2 separate regions of the Mus musculus genome follow, and region 2 is linked to region 1. Evidence: chromatin contacts called from ENCODE Hi-C data. All regions are on one chromosome and are shown on one strand. The core of a region is the stretch at or near the end of the contact, and the rest is flanking DNA. Distances in the headings are between cores, read along the strand shown.

Region 1 (5,261 bases), core at 1,259-3,758:
CTTATGACCAAGGGAAAATTCAAGAAACTAATGTTTGGGCCAGGCATGGTGGCATATACCTTTAATTCCAGCATTTGGGAGGTAGAAGCAGACAGATTCTCTGTGAGACTACACTGGTTTACATACATAGTGACTTCCAGTGACTGTCTCAGAAAAAAACAAAACAAAAACCTAAAATTTGGGCTGTCTACCTTCCTTCTTTTACCCACAAAGGGTCTTCTAGTCAGACCTTACCTAACACTTGGACCCACCTGATCTATAGCATCATGATTACCTGTCAAAGCGCTTGCTGGTCCCAACACTCTCACATACAAGCAGTCAGGATCTCTGATAAGATCTCAAGCAAAGGAGTTACACAGGAGTTAAAATTTCCACTGTGGAAGAGATGAGCAGTGGTGGTGCAATCGTTTAATCTGGAAGAAGAGGCAGGAGAATCTCTGAGGCCAACCTAGTCTAAAGAGCAAGTTCAAGGATAGTCAAAGCTACATAGAAGAGGAATCCTTCTTGAAAAACAACATCAAAAAATTATACTGTGTACACTATGGCTTCAGCAAAGATGCAAAAGCCATCAAGGCTATGTTTTCCTATCTCTTGTTTTTACCTTTTAATATCCTAATATATCAATCATGTGATTACAGTCAGTAATACCAATCACTGGCAAACAAAACAACAACAAAAAACCCAACAAAACCTTAAACCAAAAAAAGAAAAAAGAAAAAAATTTAAAAAGGCTTTCTAGAAGATTTTTATCTAGCCTGTCCCTATTCTACCTCGAGAAAATGTCTACAGTATTTACTAAATTACTATCAAGGTGATCTTAAAGACCAAGAAGAAAATAATTTTGGATCCAGCAAGCAGATCTCATAGAAACTAGAGCACCTCTATTTCTACCAAGACCACACAAACAATGTGAATTATTCTGAACACACCACAATACAGTGTACATTGTACATTGCTAAGAGTAACTGGTCAAGCATAGTCAAGGGAACTCAAAAGACTCAAACCTCGGTTACCTGTCCAAGCCCAAGATGATTTTTCTTCCATCCCGAGCATATTAAAAAGTGATCTCAAAGGCCACTTCCTGGTCTCCCAGCAAACACCTCATATCTGAATGCCTGTGCATCTTCCCATGGCCCTGCTCCTAACAGCAACAAGGATACCCGCCCCCTACACTGCCAACAAACCTTTGGGAAAAATACAAGAACAGGTGAAATTAGTCTATGCTCACACAGGAAGAAAAAGATGTCCCTCTGCTCACAGGACTCTTAGCAGAGGAAAGTGTGACATAAAGTAACCCCTTACAATTAAATCTTGACAGGCTAGGGCCCAAAGCACCTCAGGAGGGGCAAGAGAGAGATGGAAAGAGGACCGGAAGGTAGGAATAAGAGAACAATCAACTATGACGGGCAGTAACTCAGTACCAAAATCCCATGCTTTAGCTTCTGGTCAGATGCGCAATGGAGCATTTAGGCCAAGAAAGATGACAGGAAGGATCCCACTCTCTGCAGGGTCGTCTTTTCTAGAAAGACCCCAGGAAAGGTTTGTCCACTATCAGAAAAAAGAGGAGACTCTCCAGGCATCACAGGTAGACAGACTGGGGGCAGAACGGGCCTAGGGTTCCCTCCTAGCCAAGAAGGAGGTTCAGCCAGGAGACCGAAGGGGAGTAAAGGCCAAGACTCCGGAGACGCGGGCTACTCTAGTCATCGCGGAGACACTAGTTGCTTCCCACCTTGCCCCCGGCAGGGAGACCTTCCCGGGGGGTTCTCAGTTCCCAGGGTTGAGGTGAGGCAAGGAGGCACGGTGGGGACCACCAAGGGCGGTCGGGCTGGGACAACGGAGAAGAACTAGCTCTGATCAAAGCTCCAAACGCTCCCTCAGTCCAGGCCGCGTGAAGCCTCGGCCTCAGGTACCCTCAGCTGCCGGGCAATCCGCCTTGCCTGCGGTCCCCGGACCCAGGAGAAAGAGAGACCGAGATGGCAGTGGCTGTGGCGGGCAGATCACCGCCTGGAGAGAGCCCCTAGCCGGGGGCGCGTCGGAGGGGGAGGGTCTCGACACATGCGGCCTCGGTCCCCGATCGCGAGGCAGTCACTTACGTTGCTCTGGGAGTCGATGGCCTGTAGCAGCCGGTCCCTCATCTGCTGCGGAGACGCCGGAGCCGCTGTCATTGCCTGGGCGAAGCGGGGGGGAGCGGCCGGGCCGGCGGGCGGGCAGGCTGAGGAGGGGGAACGCGGGTCAGTCACTCGCCGGCCTCCGGGAACGGAGCCGCATGTTCCCCGCGGCGCCGGAGGAGGTCAAGGCGCTCGGGGAGATGGCGAGGACGGAGGGAAGCGGAGGGGACCGGAGCTCAGGCCCCGGACCACCGCCGCCACCGCCGAGCGAGGAGGAGGAGCCGACGGAGGAGCCTCCGCCACCACCGCCGCCGCCGCCTCGAGAACCAAACTCCAGTGAGCTGCCCCCCGCGCTGAGCACTCTGGGTAACCCGCGCCGCACGCAGCGTCGGCGCCACGCTGAGGAGGTTGGGAGATGGGGCGGGTGGAGACGCCGGGTTTGGGAGGGTCCGGCTCGTGAGCCCCTCCTATTGATTGTGCGCACGCGCGCGCAGGCGCAATTAGCAGGTCCTGCCGCCTGGTTCCGAGGTCCGACACAGAGGGCCGTTGGGAGGCAGTTGGGCGTGGCAACGGACGCTATCTGAAGGCCACGCCCACTCGGGACTGGAGGGATGGGCTTCCTAACGGAAGCGCACCCTTCAAGTCCTGGAACACCGACTCTATCTTCTGACTGCTTTGGGGTTGCGGAATGGAAAGACCCTCCCCCGGATGAGGGCCTCCTGCGTTTAGAAACCAGAGGATTGGAGCGGCCATAGGTAATCTGAGGAAGGCAGCGGTTCCCTGCGTTTAGACTCGTGCCTCGAGGAGCTCGGAGGAGCTCCGCACAGCCTTCTCCGCTGCAGAGGCCCCAGGCGCGGGTCTGCAGGGCAGTGCGTGTCCCCATGTGACCCGCGTGCTGCGGGGACCTAAGGTCACGTCTGGGAGCTGCCACCTCTGCAGAGGACGCAAGTCTGCAAGGCCTGCGCGACGCTGACACCTCGGGTCTGCATCCGTGCGGGGCTGGAACTCAAGAGGAAGCACCGCTTTTGTCGCCTTCCTAGAGGCGGGGGGGGGGCGGGGGGGGCTGGAGGTGGCCAGCCTGTGTCTGAACAGCAGGATGCGGAACCGTCGCCCAGCATCTTCCCCTTGGCGTTCCGAGGGGACGGAGCGACCCCGCCTTTGCATCTCAGGTGATGGAAAACAGGAACGCCTCACGGGGGAGGAAGGGAAGCACCAAGGTCACCTGGAGTTTTAAGTCAAACCAAGAAACGAAGGAAGTCAAGTATAAAGGCTGCGGTCCTCCGTCCTTCGGTGACCCCTACAACTGGACAGATGGAGGGCGGGCTCCGAGTTTAGTGCACTATACGAAAGTGGCCTCGGGAGAAATAACTTCGTGTAGTGTTGTAACCTTAAAAATCCAGACATGAAACGGAAGGGAAACAGGTAATGAAAACCACATGTACTTCTGAGAGCTGCTCAACACCTGTTAATTTTAAATTTGTCATACTTCGGGGGGGGGGTACTGGGGGAGGTGAGGAACCAGGCATTTAATTCCAACGCTTGGGAGGCAGGAGGCTCACTGGAGTTCCAGGCCAGCTTGGTCTGCACAGTGAGTTCCAGATTAGCAAGGACTACGTAAGTAAGACCCTGCCCTTTTCTCCCACCCACCCAGAAAATAAATTTATCATGGCTGGTTTCTTGATTCTGCACATGACAGAAGGCTTTGCATTACACCAATAGAATGAACACGAACAAATACTTCTCAAATACACTCTCTTCCTGGCATGTGTTTGGAGCTCAGGTTCCAAGTTGGAAAGCAGCCCATTTTGAAGATACACTTAATCTCACCAGATAAGCAAAATAAACAAGGTCCTCCATCAACATTGGCTCTTAGTTTGGTGTTTTTTGGCAGAGTTTATGAAGCCTGAGCTGGTCTCAAACATTTTATTCCTTCCAGTGTCTCCTGGTGCATTACATTTATGCCAATCTTCTGTCTTTTATTATTATCTAATAGTTGATTTTTATTTTTCTCCCCTTATACAGGCTCTCACTACAAAGCCCTGGCTGGCCTGGATCTCACTATGCAATTCTGACTAGTTTGAAACTCACTGTGGAGACCAGGCTAGCCTCAAACTCACAGATATCCGCCTGAGTTCTGCTGCCCAAGAGCTGGAATTAAGTGCATCATCCTACCCTGCAGACCTGCTATCTTGTTTATTCAGTGGTATAGTATGCCTTTTTTTTTTTTTTCAAAACAAGCTATAAATTAAGCAGGCAATTAGTTTTGCATGGATCAAGTCATGAAAACATCTTGGACAGCATTCAATGTACCTGCTGACCTTGCTATTTTAGATTCCTCCCCAGGTTTTGAGACCACATGTAGCCTAGGCTGGCCTTGAACCTTTTTCTTTTCTTTATTTTTTATTTTATTTGCCTGGTATGGTGGTACTCAAGGGGAGGCAGGAGGATCTCCGTGAATCCAGTCTAGTTTACATAGTGAGTTCCAGGATAGACAGCCATATGTAGAGAGACCCTGTCTCTAAATTTGATATTAATGTTTTGCCTGTAGTATATATGCACCTATATGTGCCTGGTGTCTACAGAGGCCAGAAGTAGTTGTCAGATCCCTAGAACTAGAATTACATGGAGTTGTGAGTACATACTGCGAATTGAATCCTGGTCCTTCTTTGAGAACAGTGCTCTTAACTGCTGCATTGTCTCACAGGCCTGGCCTTGAGCTCTTCATGTTGCCTCCACCTCCTCAAGCGCTAGAATTATAGGGCATGTACCACCCACCATCATACCTGGTGCTTCTGATTGCATTTTCTATGCCTAGCCTTTAATCTCAGCACTCAAAGAGGTAGAAACAGGAGGATCTCTTGAGTTCAAGGTCATCATATAGGTATGGGGAATTGAACTCTGGACGAGCAGCAAGCATTCATAATGGCTGAGCCATCTCTCCAACCCATTTTCTTGTTTTGTTTTTTCAAGAAAGGGTTTCTTGGGCTGGTGAGATGGCTCAGTGGGTAAGAGCACCTGACTGCTCTTCCAAAGGTCCAGAGTTCAAATCCCAGCAACCACATGGTGGTTCACAATCATTCGTAATGAGATCTGACTCCCTCTTCTGGAGTGTCTGAAGACAGCTACAGTGTACTTACATATAATAAATAAATT
Region 2 (5,261 bases), core at 1,823-4,322, 2.4 Mb after region 1:
AGGCTTGCCTTTACCCACTGAGACATCTTGCTGACCTTTTTCCAATGCTGTCGGTTTAGAAGTAAAAGTTTATCTCTATAGGCTGCCCAGGCTGGCCTCAAAGTCCTAGGCTCAAGAAATCCTCTTGCCTCAGGATCTCAAGTAGCTACAGGAATGTACCACTATACCTAGCTCTCTAAATGTCTTTTTTCTTTTCTTTTCTTTTTTTTTTTTTTTCTTTTTTGAAACAGGGTTTCTCTGTGTAGCCCTGGCTGTCCTGGAACTCATTCTGTAGACCAGGCTGGCCTCAAACTCAGAAACCCACCTGCCTCTATGTCTTTTTTCATATTCTACTTATTTTCATGTTATGTCTATGTATGCTTTGCCTGCATACAGATTTTCATACCACCTGAGTGCAGCGTCTTCAGAGGCCAGAAGAGGGAACTGGATCCTCCCTCCCCCAGGAACCAAAATTACACATATTGTGAGCTAAGGGTGGTGTTAGGAGCTAAACTCATGCCCTCTGGAAGAGCAGCCCACGTTCATAACCACTGTAGCTCTCTAGTTTTAATAACAACAATAACGATAATAATCAAATAAAAATTCATTCTCCTTTCTCAGCTTCTCAGATTGCTTTTATCTTAAGTTCAAGGTTATCCCATAGTCATTGAAGCCTCATCTGGGGCTTTTCCTCTGTACATTTCATTTAGGTGGTGTCTTTGCAGGGTCTTAAGGAGATCTCCTCTTTGGTATCTTATTGGCTGCTTATTTTATCCAGGTATCCCAGGCATTATTATAGCTTTCATTCCTAGAAATTGGATTTGTGTCTCTCTATGATATTTTGATACCTTTATTGATGAACAACTGAAATATCTCAAATTGTCATGTATTAAAGTATTAGGTTTGGTGGAGTCTTGATTTATGTCAACCCAACCAACAACTACAATCAATATGGTGAATGTATTCTTTACGTCCCATGAAGCCGAAGGAGGACTCTGTGAGGTCAGCGCTCATCTCCCACCTTCTGTTGCCAAATTCCACAGAGCCATGCTAGGATGCTCACAGCAGAGAAGCTTCACCCACATGCTTCTGAGGAGGAGCTTGTTCAGAGTGCCTCGGCCTTCTGGACTCCACCACCGATTCCCCTTCCAGCAAAGCAAGTGCCAGCAGGCACCTCATCACAAGAAGCACCGGAGTCATGTTTTAAAGAGCAGGCCTTTCCACCCTTACCTGCATCTGTACTGCTCTTCCCCAACCAACACACCACCACTCACTACAACATGGCTTTATTATTTTCTGCTGCCCTCCCAGCCAGAGTATCAGCTGCTGAGGCTCAAGTACCCTTGACTTTGTTCTCTTGTTAGTGCCCAGCACCTTGCCCAGTGCCTGCTATACCCTGTGCTTTCCATAAGGACTGTTTCAGCGAATAAATGAACGAGTGTATGTTCAGTGATCCAAGAATGATAGTACTGTGGTCAAGAACAGGCTGAGGAGCTGAAGAGATGGCTGCAGGTTAAGAGAATACTACTCTTCCAAAGGACCTGAGTTCAGTTCCCAGCATTCACACTGTACAGTTCATGACTGTCTATAGTCCATCTCCAGGAAATCTGGTGTATTCCTTTGGCTTCTATGAGCATGTGCACACACACCAACAGTTAAAGAAATAGAGGCCATGAATTTGAGAGAAATAAATGGAAAGGGTTGAAAAGAGGGAACATGATCTAATTATATTTATATATAAGAATTAATAGTAGTGCATGATTTTAATCTCAGTGTTCAGGAGGCAGAAGCAGGAGGATTTCTGTGAATTTCAGGCAAGCCTTGTCTACATAATGAGTTCCAGGACAGCCAGGGCTGCTTCCTCCACCCATCCCTCCCGCCAAAACTGCCTACCTCCTGTGACTTTGACAAAGCAAAACAGAAGAGAAATTCCTCCCTAGAGCAGATGAAGGCTGGGTCTTTTCAGTGAGGAGGGCACCAGCTTCTGGTTGCCCTGATGGAGTGAGCACTGTTCACACAGAAGGCTATTATATACTTACACTATGCTACAAAAACAGAGTCTTTATATTAAACCAGGCTCTGGAAATTGTAAATGCTATTGATTTATTGAGTTCTCCTCAATAAATCAGAAGAAACTGTTTTCTCCTGTTTCTTAGAGAAAGAGTAACTTATTTATTTCCATTTTGTGTGTTTTTAGGGGACATTCCTGTGGCAGTCAAACTTGCATGAATCAGTTCTCTCTTTCCACCATGTAAATTTCCGGTGTCAAACACATACCCAGAGATTTGGTGTAAAATATTTTAACCCACTGAACCAATTCACCAGTCCTCTTAACACTTAAACAAAAATTGGTGTGAGCGGTGTAATAATTTGGTGAGAAAACAGCTTGTCTTACAAGTGTATGGTCTTCCACTTCACCTGGGCTACTCTCCAGATGTAAATGCTAAATTACAAATAAATACGGCTATTAACCCTTATCGCTCTGAGTCCGGCAAAGAACAGATTGTCTTGAAATAAACAGCATAACATTCTGTCTTAAATACAAAAGATTTAGGGGTAAAAGGAGAACAAGAAGGGCTACTATTAGGTGACCAGAAAGGACCGAGATTGCGGAGAAGGACCCATGAGTTCCTAAAAGAGAATACAAAGCTAATTGTCTAATTTTAAGTCTGTCATGAAATTTTCGAGGTTTGTATAAGCACGTGGTAGATAAGTACATAAAATTGTAACTGACAGTGAACGTATAAAATCCAAAGCCAAGCTCCATTGCTTCAGAACGACTGTTCTAATTGCATAGAAGTTTACGGAGCTGTAAAGACTTTGGGTTGGGGCAGGTGTTTGGCTACATTAATCTAATTGCCTGATATTTTTTATTCGCAATTTCTTTACAGAAAGATATTTTTATTGAAGAATAAACAGGAGACTTTTGAAATTATTTGTTTAGACCGAGAAGAGATTTCTAGACTAAACCTGCAACGGAGGAGTGTATTCTCAAACGGTACCGCGACCGCGCTCAACAAGCAGGTTTATTCGATGCGCTCGACGCTCTTTCGCCGGCGCGGTAGCCCCGCTGCAGTAGGAGTCTGCGCTCTGGGCTCGACTGAGGCGCCCTTGTTGCTCGCGCTTTTCTCTCCTTCTCCAAGATGGCGGCCGTCGGCGGCGCTGAGGCGGGATCCGAGCGAGCCGAGTGAAGGTAGCGGCGAGCGGAGCCCCCACCAGACCCGTCCGGACCCCCACCCCGGGGCGGCAACGGCCCCGCCCGGCCTCCGCCCACCGCTCCGGCCCCCCGACACCGTCCGGGAGGCGCTTCAGGCCCGCCGCGGCCTAGCTCGGGGGCCAAGCCGGGAACTGGAGTAGCGGCTGCAGCCGCCCCGGGGAAGGGGCTCGAGCGGGCCGCAGGAGGAAGGCGGCGGGAGCTGTTCAAACGGGGAAGGCGGGAAAGCTGCGGGGCCGGGAGGGGGCGTGCGGCCGCCCCAGGGACCCGCGGCCCGCGCCGCCCCTCCCCCTGCGCCGCTGTCTGGGCGCTCCGGGGCGCCGGAGGCCGACGGGACGTGGGAACACGGGTCGGGCGGAGCGCGGCATGGGAGCCGGGGCGCGGGCTACCTGGGGCTGTCAGGAAGAGAGGTCCCGGGCCGGCGGGCGGGAGGGCTGGGCGCGCGGTGAGCGGCGAGCGGGAGAGGATGCCCGGAGCTTCCTGCGCTGCGCAGAGCTTTGTTGAACTAGCGGTTGCAGCAGACCTGCCGAGGTTATCACAGCGGGGACCCCGGGAACGGTGGTCTTGGGGACTGTATGGATAAACGATCTCGTATTGTGTGTGTTCTTTGCGTGCGACTCAGTTTGAACATGCCTTCTTAATTGGAGTCATCTCCATACAGGCCCATTTCCCCCTCCACAACCACTACTTGTAGGTTCACTTTAGTTTATATCATATAGCAGACAAGATATGTCTACCACCCACCCACCCCACCCTTGTTTCCAGTACTGGCTGATTCTATACCCTCGTAGCAAAATACATTTTTAAAAACTGCATCCAAAGTAAAGCCTGTTGATTATGGCTTGTCAAAATTTGGATCGCTGAACTCGTGGAACCGAGTATGTTATCAGCCAATCTGTGCAGTGGTCGTGGTTCCAGTTAGCATTGCAGTGAGAAGATTCAGTGCGCCTTTCTGGCTATGGAGATCTCTGCAAGTTGCGAAGCTGGCAGGGGCTGGAGTGCTGCATAGGTGGGTCCTTGGAAAAGGGTGTGGCAAGAACTCCAACAGATCCAAGAAGGAAGGAAACCCACTGAAGTAAGAATTCACCTGTGCTATCCTAGAAGTAGCAACAAAATATCAGAATCTGCCAACAGCTGGATGTGTTTCTTCCTTTGACTGCATGGACTGGCAATCTAAGTTCCTAAAAACAGCCTTGGAGGAAACTCCCGTCTGGAGGAGACAGACCTTCCTTGCCCAGTTTACTGGGTGGATTTTCTTTCTTTTTCAATTCTCCGATCTGTTCTGGGATGATGATAACGATTAGCGATTGCTGGAACTGAGATTACCTCCAAAAACTTAGTTTCTGAAACTTTTTTTATAGTTAACGCTTTGAATTTCCAAAATAACAAAATTCTACCTTTGAAGATTTTAACTTTTTTCATAATTACTTGTTATCCCAAAAGCCTGTGCTGAAGTTTTATTTTCAAGTGGAATTAACAGCCTGCTTCTCCTTTCTTATACCCTGAAGAAAAGCCTTGGAAGAGCCGAGCCACGGTGTTCACGTTTTCTAAGCATTCGCTATCTATAATGGCATAAACAGTATTAAACAATGAATGAGCTTTTCTATGCTGTCATGTTTTTGCACACTAAGACAAACACTAACTGTAAGATTATCCTGCCCCAAGAAGTTGACAGCATAGAATTTTGTAAACTCCAAAATTATGGAATTCAAGAGAATGGGTTTTAGCACCTGTTTTGTGTTTGCTAACATTTGATGTAGTTGTTTTCTGATGTGAAAATCAAACCTAAATTTTTGATCTTCATTAACTCTCCCAATTTACTTTCTACCCCTGAGCCCTCAATTTAATTTGAGACATAGTGTTCATCTAATCTTGTATGAATGCTCCTGAACTCTGCTTTCTTTCACACTGCTGCTTGAGACCTTTTCCCCCTCCCTGGTACTGTCTTTTTCTTGTGAGGCAGCCACCATTTAGGGCCCATCAGTCTGCCCATCCTGGGAATATTCCATAGTATTTCTCAGGTTCTGGGCTGCCCTACATATTGGACTTGTGTTCAGGGTTCACTCAC

What was found. A loop is a pair of places that touch in the nucleus more often than their neighbours do.
Region 2: a loop to region 1 is called in a map of heart, with 35 times the contacts of the local background. The contact joins the promoter of Hmgxb4 here to the promoter of Med26 in region 1. A Hi-C loop is called at or near these places in 2 of 37 maps with a recorded cell type or tissue (heart and regulatory T cell).

Annotation. Positions count from the first base shown.
Region 1 is chr8:72,545,802-72,551,062 of GRCm38, forward strand. It overlaps Med26 (mediator complex subunit 26), which reads right to left and starts at 2,509. Exons shown (of 3, transcript NM_027485.4): 1 at 2,094-2,509. The coding sequence starts at 2,165.
Region 2 is chr8:74,990,578-74,995,838 of GRCm38, forward strand. It overlaps Hmgxb4 (HMG box domain containing 4), which reads left to right and starts at 3,073. Exons shown (of 11, transcript NM_178017.2): 1 at 3,073-3,172.